2 separate regions of the Mus musculus genome follow, and region 1 is linked to region 2. Evidence: chromatin loops called from intact Hi-C (ENCODE). Cell type or tissue: left cerebral cortex. All regions are shown on one strand. Links, peaks and the distances in the headings refer to the core of each region. The heading gives the core; the rest is flanking DNA.

Region 1 (5,383 bases), core at 275-5,274, 54 kb before region 2:
GCACCAGACTCTTTCCTTGTACCCCTCCCATACCCATTTCTTGAGAATAGACATTGTTTAGATCTGGAAATCCCCTACTCTTCCCCTTCTCCTTTCCCCCCTGAGGGCCTATAAAAACTGGGACCTCTTTTCCCTCGAGGTCGACTCCTCTACCCCTGCGTGGGATATGAGTCATCCCCAGAGCTCTGGCTTTCCCCGAATAAAGCCTCATGTGATTTGCAACAAGCTCAGTCTATCATGAGTTCTTGGGTGTCCGCTATTGTCCTGAGGCCTGAGCTTTTGGAGTCTTTCAACATCACTCCTGGGGCTCGCACCCCCTTGCCAGGATTTGGATCCTGCCTCTCTGCCTACTGGTTCTGTGAAGCAGTGAGCCACCCAAACTGTTTCCTCAAGTATAAAGTGGGTTTGATGAGAGAACATACATTCCCAGCCCCCCCCCCCCCCCGCCAACAAAACAAAACAAAAAACCCTCTGTATAAATGTCAGTTGTAAGTGAACAAGAGGAAACAAAAACCACGGAGTCTCCATTGCTTTGTATATTAAAATCCTAGACCCATACAATAAGCTGTTTTGGTGCAAGAAAGTCTTGGTTATAGCAATGTATAATCATAGAAGTGTATTAGAAGGTTAGAGGTTTTAAATGCTGGCAGGTTAGTGCATTTCATAACCCACTATGTTTATAAATACACATCAACATCTAGCAATTTAAAAGTATGCTCCAGGTGGGTGGGGACGTTGGGTGAGCCGCCTGGAGACTGTGGTGTGCAGCTGCGGCTAAAAGCACTACCTCCGTCTTCTCATGAAGAGCCAACCTTTTTCCAGGCCCGTGCTCATTTCCGCTGCATTCAACCCAGAGAGTGAGCTCTGCTCTGAGGGGTTTGGCAAAGCTTTTCTATTACACAAGGACTCTGAGTTGCACAATCCCATGGCCCCTCCCACATGTAGGGAAGGAGGGCTGTAAGGCTATAAAGCTATATATAGGTCTTGATGTGATGGCAGTGGGGCTTGCTAGGAATTCCTGGGCCCCACGAAGAACTAACAGACACAAAATCTGGACCTTCTCACCTTAATCCTGATGTGGAAATGACTCTAGATGTGTGTATTCCAGAGTGTGTGGAACCCCATTTATTCCAGCTGAGCTGTGCTGGTTGATAGAAATACTGCAGGCTACACATGTGAGCCTCCTGACTATTTTCTAGGAGTCACATTTAAGAAATAAGAGGCGGGTGCCTGCGATGCAAGTGTAGGGACCTCAGCTCAGCTCCCCAGCACCCACGGCAAAAACAAAAAAGCTGGATGTGTTATCATGTGCTTGTGATCAGAGAAGGTGGATCCAGGGGACTGAGCAGACAGCTAGGCTGCCCCAGACAGGAGCTTCTAGGTTCAATGAAAAACACCTAATCTCACAATGTAAGATGGAGAAATGACTGAGGAGGGAGACATTCCCGTACCAGCCTCTGACCTCCACATATGCCCATGAAGGTGAGAACACCAACACGCACACATGCATATTACACACACACACACATACAAAGTGAGAGAAGACAGGTGAAATTAGTATACTGTTTAACTAATGTAGCCCCCCCCAAAAAGAGCCATTAGTCTTGCAATTGATATAAAATTATAGAGTAAACAGCTATAGTTATTTTTTGTCTGTCAAGCATAAATATATATTTTTTAATTAGGTATTTTCCTCATTTACATTTCCAATGCTATCCAAAAAGTCCCCAATACACTCCCCCCCCAACTCCCCTACCCACCCACTCCCACTTTTTGGCCCTGGCATTCCCCTGTACTGGGGCATATAAAGTTTGCAAGTCCAATGGGCCTCTCTTTCCAGTGATGGCCGACTAGGCCATCTTTTGATACATATGCAGCTAGAGTCAAGAGCTCTGGGATACTGGTTAGTTCATAATGTTGTTCCACCTATAGGGTTGCAGATCCCTTTAGCTCCTTGGGTACTTTCTCTAGCTCCTCCATTGGGGGCCCTGTGATCCATCCAATAGCTGAATGTGAGCATCCACTTCTGTGTTTGCTAGGCCCCGGCATAGTCTCACAAAAGACAGCTATATCTGGGTCCTTTCAGCAAAATCTTGCTAGTGTATGAAAAATATGGAACGCTTCACGAATTTGCATGTCATCCTTGCTCAGGGGCCATGCTAATCTTCTCTGTATCGTTCCAATTTTAGTATATGTGCTGCCGAAGTGAGCACAGCTATAGTTATTTTTAATACTAGGCCTTTAAAATGCAACACATTTTACCTTCGTGGCACACGCTCCACTTGGACTAACCACATTTAAGGTAACAGAGAGTCACATGCAGCTAATGACTACCTTCTAGGTAATCAAGTACAGTTTTATTTTTAAAAATTGTTTTTTTTTTATTTACTTACATTTCAAATGTTATTCCCCTTCCCAGTTTCTCCTCCACAACCCCCTTATCCCCTTCTGCCACCCGCTGCTTCTATGAGGGTGCTCCTCTACCCCCCCCACTCCCACCTCAGCACCCTAGCCTTCCCCTACACTGGATCATCGAGCCTCCACAGGACCAAGGGGCTCCCCTCCCATTGATGCCCAATAAGGCCATCCTCTGCTACATATGGGGCTGGAGCCATGGGTCCTTCCATGCATATTCTTTGGTTGGTAGTTTAGTCCCTGGGAGCTCTTGGGGATCAGGTTGATATTGTTCAAATTAAAAAAAAAAAAGAAAGAAAGAAAAAGAAAAGGCGATTGGCCACTAGGAGGAGACAGTGCTCCTTCTGAGCTGCACTTGAGAAAAATCCCAGCTGGGAGAGGTCAAAACAGGATTATTTACTAGGCCTGCCCCTGTCTTGCCCCTATCATTCCCCAAGAAGATTTGTTGCAAAGAACTGTAGTGTGATTCTGCACAAACTTCTTGGAACACAAGATATGGTCTCTTAGACCTGCATGGGTGGTCGGGGCAATGAAGCAGTTAGTCTGAGCCAGCCAGCCAGCCAGCCTGGGGTGCCAGCTGGAACTGCTGCCTTTCAACTGTCAGGCTTCCAGGTGACATGGACAGGCCTTTCCCAGGAGGGAAACTGCAAATTCACACGTAGGACTTTAGCTAGCCCAGTTGATACTGTCAGGTTTTATTAGGAGACAGCGTGTGCACCTGTGACCCACTTCTTGGAGGAGTGGGGAGGCTCTGAAAGGAGACATGCAGCCTACTCACCCCACAGGACATTTTAGCTGCCAATTGTTCTTGCCCACGTCTTGCAAGCTAGCTTTTATTCTTTTCGTTGTTCTCTTATGGAGGGGTGGAGAAATTCCTCACAAATATACTGCATATGTAAAAATCCTTGGTCTCCAAATGTGGCATGCTGTTTTACTCTGAGACAGAGCAGTCCTTAGAGATTTCAGCTTTTACACGGCCACAGCCCAATGAGTGGCAAGATTCTAAATACTCATATCTGCCCCATTGGCAGAATAAAAAGTAAACTGAATGGAATAGTTAGAAGGCATAGACCAGGGACTGTATTTACTGTTTGATCTGTTGAGAGTGTTCTCTTTAAAGCTGTGGTTTTCAACCTTCCTAATGTTGTGACCCTTAAATACAGTTCCTCATGTTGTGGTGACCCCCAACTATAGAATTATTTTCGTTGCTACTTCATAACTGTAACTTTGCTATTTTCATGAATTGTAAATATCTGATATGCAGGATATCGAGTATGTGGCTCCAAGGGGGTTATGACCCATAGGTTTTGAGAACCACTGCCTTAAAGCTTCTTAGGTTCAATCCATATCTCTACTGGGTCACTAGAGAGTTGGGGGTGGTACTCTAAGTCCTAAATTTCAGAAGCTTATGGGGGCCACTTCCAGTGTGGGGGACTGAACAGAATACCTGCTACCACATGGGAAAGTCACCATGCCAGTCCCTATAACTTGCCTTTTTTGATGTTTTGAAGTGGCTAGTGGCCCGGCTATCAGCCTGTCTTCCCTCCTATGAGGCAACCTTTCTCCTGAAGGGCAACCCTGCAGATGTCTGCTCAACAGGTGGCCCCAATGCCAAGTCACAGGAGAGGGAGGGAGGAGCATTGTTTTGTAATCTGAGAACCAGGCTTGTCAAGGATCCAGCAGCACCTGTTAGCAGAGGCTAACAAAAGCTAGCTCTAGAGCATCACCAGAAGGTGTCCACCTGTCCCCAACTGCTTCTCTTTTGTGTTTCTCCTATATTCACTGGCCACTGCCAATGGACCCATAGAAGCTGTGATGCTTGAGGTACAACGAGGGTGAAGATGTGGTACTGAGAGCGTGAGCTCTGCCTGATTAGTCAGCTCTGATAGAACTGAACTAAACATCCCTGCTGACAGACACAGGCTTCTAGCAACTGGCTTCTGAGATGTCTTGGAGTTCAAATGCTGCTTTTCTAAACGTTTAGAAGCTCAGATTGATGGACTTCTGGATATCAAATAACCACAGATATTATAAAGGAAATGTTGGGCTGGTGAGATGGCTCAGTGGGTAAGAGCACCCGACTGCTCTTCCGAAGGTCCAGAGTTCAAATCCCAGCAACCACATGGTGGCTCACAACCATCTGTAACAAGATCTGACGCCCTCTTCTGGAGTGTCTGAGGACAGCTACAGTGTACTTACATATAATAAATAAATAAATCTTTAAAAAAAAAAAAGTTTAAAAAAAATAAAATAAAGGAAATGTTATGCATAAATGTACAAGAACATTTCTTTAGAGAATAAATCTGTAGTTCCAGCCAATGGAGGAAACTAATAAACATCTCTGCATCCAATGTCTCTGAGTGAGAGGAGATAGATAATCTTGGTGTTTTAGATAAACTGCTTTAATAAACAGCTACACAGAACAGTGCTCTTCCACCAGTTTCCTTTTGAAAATGAGTGTCACAACAAGGTGGCAAGGAAATATTCAGGATCTATTTTCTTTTTAAAGGACAGGATTTTATTAGGTAGCCCCAGATGGCCTGGACTTTGCTATGTAGACCAGGCTGGCCTCCTCTGCCTCTGCCTCTCAAGGGCTAGGGTTGAAGGCATATGTTACCATGCCTGACTCCAAATACATACATACATACATATATATATTCCAAATACATAAATATGTATATATGTATGTATGTATTTTAGAGATTTACTTATTTTTATGTGCATGAGTGTTTCACTTATGTGTACATGAGTGTATCATATGTATGCCTGGTGCCCATGGAAGCTAGACAAGTGTGCTGGATCCCCTGGAACTGAAGTCATGTGTCAGTGCTAAGAAGTGAACCTGGGTCATTTACATAATCAGTTAAGCACTCTTAACTCCAGAGCTGCTCTTCAGGTGCTCTGCCTCCACAATTCTTTAATAAGGAAACACTCTTTGTATGTGTACCGCCTTACTGACCCTCTCAAA
Region 2 (5,383 bases), core at 133-5,132:
CTCTATGCTCCAGTTCAAAAATCATAATTATATGCTATTCTCATGGTTCTTGTGGGTTTCCCTGATGCTGTTTGTATTTTGATGTTAATTCAGCTTCCTCAAGAGGGGCTACTCTGACAAGGGGTAGATCACATACTCGGGTGATCTCACTGAACCCTCTCTCCATTCTGACTGGCCAAATAAAGGCTAGAGCTGATGATTGGGCAGGGAGAAAGAAAAGGTAGGATGGGAGGTCTAGGGGGTAAGGGGAGAGAGAGAGAGAGAGAGAGAGAGAGAGAGAGAGAGAGAGAGAGAGAGAGAGAATGAGTGAGAGAGAGAGGTGGAAGGAAGATGAAGCAGGATCACATGGCCCAGGGAAGCTGCAAGTATGGGGTCTCATAACTGGGGAATAAATTAGTATAGTGATAGATCTGCCAAATCTAGGCATATAGCTTATAAATATAATAACTGAATTGTGTGGTTTTTATATGGGCTTATTGGGGTAAGAAATTACCACAACAGTTTTACTAGATTTTCCAGAATCTCATAATATAAGAGTGAGTGACTCTTAATAATGTTTTACATATAGGATTGCTTTACATGTAGAAACTGCTGAACTTATTCCAGATGATTCAGAATTAACTTTGTTGTTTATACAACTACAACAGGTAATTTGAAACTGATTATCCACTATATAACCTATATTTAGTCTCATATGGGTTTGCCAGGAAAGACCATTGATACTAGGAAATAAAGAGGTAGATCAATTATTAATAGGAAATATATTAAAAGCTTCACATTTTCATAAAAGATATTATAAAAATAATAGATGCTTAAAGAAACAAATTTTATAATGTGGTGACAAGCCAAAGAAATTATTAAAAATTATCCTAACTCTTCCTTGTAAAATCAAGCTCTGTTACCTGCTAGAAGTAAAACTAAAGGTATCCAAAGAAATGAAATTTAGTAGGCAGATGTGTTTCAATTTGCAGAGTTTGGAAAATTAACATATGTACAGAATATAATTGATTTTGGATCCTATTCGGGATTTCAATGGGCTTCTGCCTTGAGTTCCGAAAAGGCTGATTTTGTAATCACATATTTATAAAAATAATGGCTATCCTGGGAATATCTTTATAAATTAAAATTGATAACACTCCATCATAGGTATCCATTAAAATGAAACAATTTTTTTTAAACATGTTAACAGGAAATACATTACAGGTGTGCCTTACAATCCTACGGGTAAAGCAACTGTGGAAAGGTCTAATTGCACTTTAAAGGAGATGCTCATAAGACCAAAGGGGATACGAGATCTTCCAGAGAAAGATTACATAATTCTTTACCATTAAATTTTTAAAATTGTTTTTAAGGTTCTCTCATTGTTGTCTCAGCTGTTGAAAAATACTGGATTTTATAAAGGATTGCTGATTTAAATCATCTGATATTAAGGATAGTTAAGGGTGTGTTAACCTCACAATGAAGTCAGGAAATGTGCTGCATTAGGGAAGAAGCTATGCCTTTATTTCCACGGGAGACAAAAAGCTGTGGATTCCTTCCAAGTTAATAAGGATTCTATTTGACCTGGGAGACCTGTATACAGGTACAAGTCTCAAAACATCGATCCCTGACCCTCTGACTCTCAGAGGGGTAAGTCAAGGAACCATGATGTTTCTGCAGTAGCCTATGAACCTTTTGTGACCACTTGGTCCTTGTGACCTACTACTACCTGCCATCCTTTCAGATGGCATGGATGGGGTTTATAGCACTCCATTACAGTTTAGTGATGCGGTTCAACCTGACTTACAGAGATGCCTTTCACCTGGTCAGGCATAGAACAGAGAATTATCATTAACTGATTTGTACACACCACACATTTCATACATGTGCTAATACAAACATGTCCCTACAATGTTACTTTTAATAGTTTGTGTGTTTTCAGACACCAATGTAAAAATATGAATTTTCTATGCCAGCCCTTGCTCTGAATAATGACTTTGTATTTATAAAAGCTTCAGGCATGATAGCTGGACAGATTCTGAACTATTCTAACCTGACAATGCTGGCCTGGCCTATTCCTTCATTTGTGTGCTGACTCATTCTCTCTCTCTCTCTCCCCCCCTCTCTCCTTCCCTCCCTCTCTCCCTCCCCCCCCCCCCCCCCAGCTCTGAAGTCCCACTTTTTGCTCTCTTGCCTGGCTATAGGCTCATCAGCTCTTTATTTAACCAATCAGGAGGTAATGGAAAACTGTTTTACAAAATACTGAGTCCTAAGTCCAGACTGCAACTAGATCTCTGGGCACAGAAATCAGCACTTGAACAAACCAATGAAGTCAAAGCAGCTGGCTGCAGGTGGTCTAGCCTCTCAGACTGCCTCAGTAAGGCATGCTCTTTCCTGGACAGCAAACGAAACAACCAACTCTCCCAGGACTTGGCCAACATCCCAATTTTCATCCAAAGATGCCATTGCCATCAGACAGCAAGAAACACAATGCCCTCATTCCCAAGAGGTGGGGTAGGTAGTTATTGGTATTTCGGTGGATTTAGGGTGCTGCCTACAGGTTGCTATTGGTAGTGGTCAGGGAAGAAACAAAGCAAAGTTTAGATTTGAGGATCTCTCTTCCCCTCACCCCTCGCTCCTCATTTATCATTTCTCTCCTGGAGGGGAGGGGGGAAGGCAGGGTGGGGGGGTTGCGGGGGGAGGAAGGTGAGAAAGGTTAAAGAAAGTGTTGGAGGTTGGTCTGGTGCTATGTATACAAACTCTAAGTTCCTTGCTTTTTTGCTTCTGCAGTTCTGTTTCTGGCTAACTGTTCTTGTTAGCTGAAATATGTCAACCCAGAACATGTTTTTTTGTACTTAAAAGCACATCCCGAGGAAGGCTCAGTGTTACACTGGGATCCCAAACACCCAGGGAAGTCACTGGCTAGCTTTTCTGTTGGCTTGAACCCATGTCTGAGCAGTCTTCTCTGGTGGATACCCCATTACCAGAGGCTCAAGAACTGGAGGTGAAACTAAGGGAGACAAGCAGACGGGGTGGGGGTGGGGGCGGGGGCGGGGGCGGCATGCAAAACAGGTTTGTTTGTTTTTAATTTGGGCTTTGGGCTTTAGCTCAGTACAGAGTAGTTAGTTGCCTAGTAAGCACAAGGCCCTAGGTTCTGTTTTCAGAAGGGGACTTCAGGAAAAACAGCAACAGCTTAAAATGTTAGTGCCTGTGAGAAGGCTCGGAGTGTAAATAGCAACCATTGTGGTAGGTAAGTCTGGAGAACGGAGTGAAGTCCCTGGATCCCCATAAAGAGAGAACTAACTCTTATATTTATACTCTGGCCCCCACAAATCAGTTCTGTTCTTTCTCCCGCTGTACATTGAATAAAGCTATAAAAACCCTTATTTTATTTTGCCCTTTTGAGACAAGTGCTTTGGATAGCTCACGCTAACCTCAAGTTCACTCTATATAACAAGGCTAGTCTTGAAAACACTGCCCCTGCTTCCTGCGTAATGGGATTGCAGGCAGTCTCCTCACTGGATCCATTTTCCAATAGGGGTGTTGAGTCAATCAATGAGAAACCACGCATTTGCAGTAATCTCACCATCTCTGCCCTACTGCGAATCCAAACTGAGGAGGGGGATGAAGGTTGTGTAGTCCTGTTCTTCATCCTGCACATGGATTGTACATATTTACATATCAAAAATTCTACATAAAAACTGTTGAGTAAACGCAATGAGCTTGTTAAGTAGTGCACTGAGAAGTCATTTTAACAGCTGTGCAGTTCTGAGGAAATGTCTTCACCAGTGCTGGGCTCTCACCAGGAGTGCCGTGTTCGCTGTCGGCCTCTTCCCTCCCCTCTCCATTATAACAGTAATCCAAAGAATTTTTGCTATGTCTTAGCGATAAATGTCTTCTCTCTGTAAGTCAACGTTACTAGTCTAGACCAGCTTTTCTGGTTTCTTTCTCTTTCTGGATTCCTCATCCTGCTTCCCGGGTTTCCCCGGCAACCGCAACTGGAAAACCCTTTGGAAAAGTAATTCCGAATTCTGTAACAGAACCCCCGAGGCGAGGCCTCCCCGCGCCTCCCGAATTTAGGTCTGGGGTGCGTGTCCCGCGCAGCAGCTCCTCTGAGCACTTCCTGCCTGGGACACGTCGCAGCTCCGGGAACCAGGACTCACGAATCGCCAGCCCTGCCGGCACAGTGATCCCAGAGGCGCCCGCGCCTCCGTTGTACGGCGGGGTCCATGCCAAGATGGCCGCGCCCACAAGCAATCTCCGCAGGTCTCCGCCATCGAAGCCCCCGGACCCTCTGAAGCGGTGCCCGGGGTGGCCGCCATATCGGCCTCTGACTCCATCGAGGACCTGACAAAGCCAGAGGCGCTGGATCGGAGGAGTGCGGACAAAGCCAGGCGTCCGGAGGAGATGGCTACATCCGAGCCTGCGGAAAGCGATGCGGTGAGGGCGGTAAGGGCTTGGGGTTGGTTTGGTTGTCGGTGATTGGAGGGTGACTGGAGTCCTAGTGGACGAGATTTGAGAATCTGTGGCGTTGTTGTTGAATAGTCTTTTGGGAAGGCCGGTGTTCTAAGGGACCAAGGTATTGGGGTATTATGGGCATATGGAGTATTAAGTGCCCGTGATATTGGGGGCATATGGAGTTGGGGATTGCTGTAACTTTCGGAAATCAGTATTTTGACGGATCTGTCTAGGTAAGTGATGCTTGGGAGCGGGGAGGCATCTGTAATAGTCACAGTGACTGAGTCTGGGTCTGGAAAGCTAGCAAGATCTGAAATGAGGGCTTTGTGATGTATTACAGACGGGAAGCCCTACAAGGATTAGAATTTGAACTGCTTGGGAGCTGGTGTTTTAGGTAACTGGGGATTACAGGCTGCACTGTGGGAGGGGCAGTATTGAGATTTGGAGAACTGGTTCATTTGGAATATGTGGGGATTAGAATTTGAGCCCTTGGGGTCAGTAATGGTGGCATTTCTGGAAGTCTAATAAGCAATGTCTTTAAGAGTCCTCGTTTTGTGTGCTATGACTGGCAGTGAGGGGGGAACCTGGAGGCTAATGAGCAGATGACAGTTGGTGGAATACAAGAAGTCTTATATTGAAGTGCCTATTTGGATGGCAGATTGTCATCTAGGGAGAAAGGGTATCAGTAGTCCTAACTGTCCCTTTAGTGATGGGGTTCTTGGTAGGAATTAATAATAATTATTATGATTCTGTGACTAGGACTCTGAGGCCAAGGCTTTGTGAGTTTTCAGGGTTTTATGATAGAAGGTTCTGTAAGGTCACTGGAGTTGAGTGGAGGTTAGTGACTGTTCTGTGAAGAATGGTAATTGGGAACTTCTATGTAGAGGAGGTTTAGGAAGGTTAGTGACTGAGGGATATTTGAGTGTCAATGGTTAGAAAATTGTAA

What was found. A loop is a pair of places that touch in the nucleus more often than their neighbours do. Peaks named below come from ENCODE experiments on the same cell type or tissue, not always from the same donor. Only the 100,000 strongest peaks of a DNase experiment are listed, where the experiment ranks them.
Region 1: a loop joins it to region 2, with 9 times the contacts of the local background. A loop is called at or near these places in 2 of 42 quality-filtered maps.

Annotation. Positions count from the first base shown.
Region 1 is chr4:62,261,144-62,266,526 of GRCm38, reverse strand. It overlaps Gm23148 (a small nuclear RNA gene), which reads right to left and starts at 2,213; the gene lies at 2,107-2,213. In left cerebral cortex, for the core only: a CTCF peak has its summit at 2,742 (motif pointing right); DNase peaks (open chromatin) are centred at 2,151, 2,801, 2,905, 3,171 and 1 more place.
Region 2 is chr4:62,207,365-62,212,747 of GRCm38, reverse strand. It overlaps Zfp37 (zinc finger protein 37), which reads left to right and starts at 4,202. Exons shown (of 4, transcript NM_001290351.1): 1 at 4,202-4,419. The coding sequence starts at 4,387. Gm30451 (a long non-coding RNA gene) reads right to left here and starts at 3,824. Exons shown (of 2, transcript XR_390634.1): 1 at 3,783-3,824; 2 at 3,346-3,632. In left cerebral cortex, for the core only: CTCF peaks have their summits at 2,546, 3,456, 4,468 and 5,056; DNase peaks (open chromatin) are centred at 3,571, 3,811, 4,198, 4,684 and 1 more place; H3K4me3 peaks cover 2,021 bases; H3K27ac peaks cover 1,970 bases.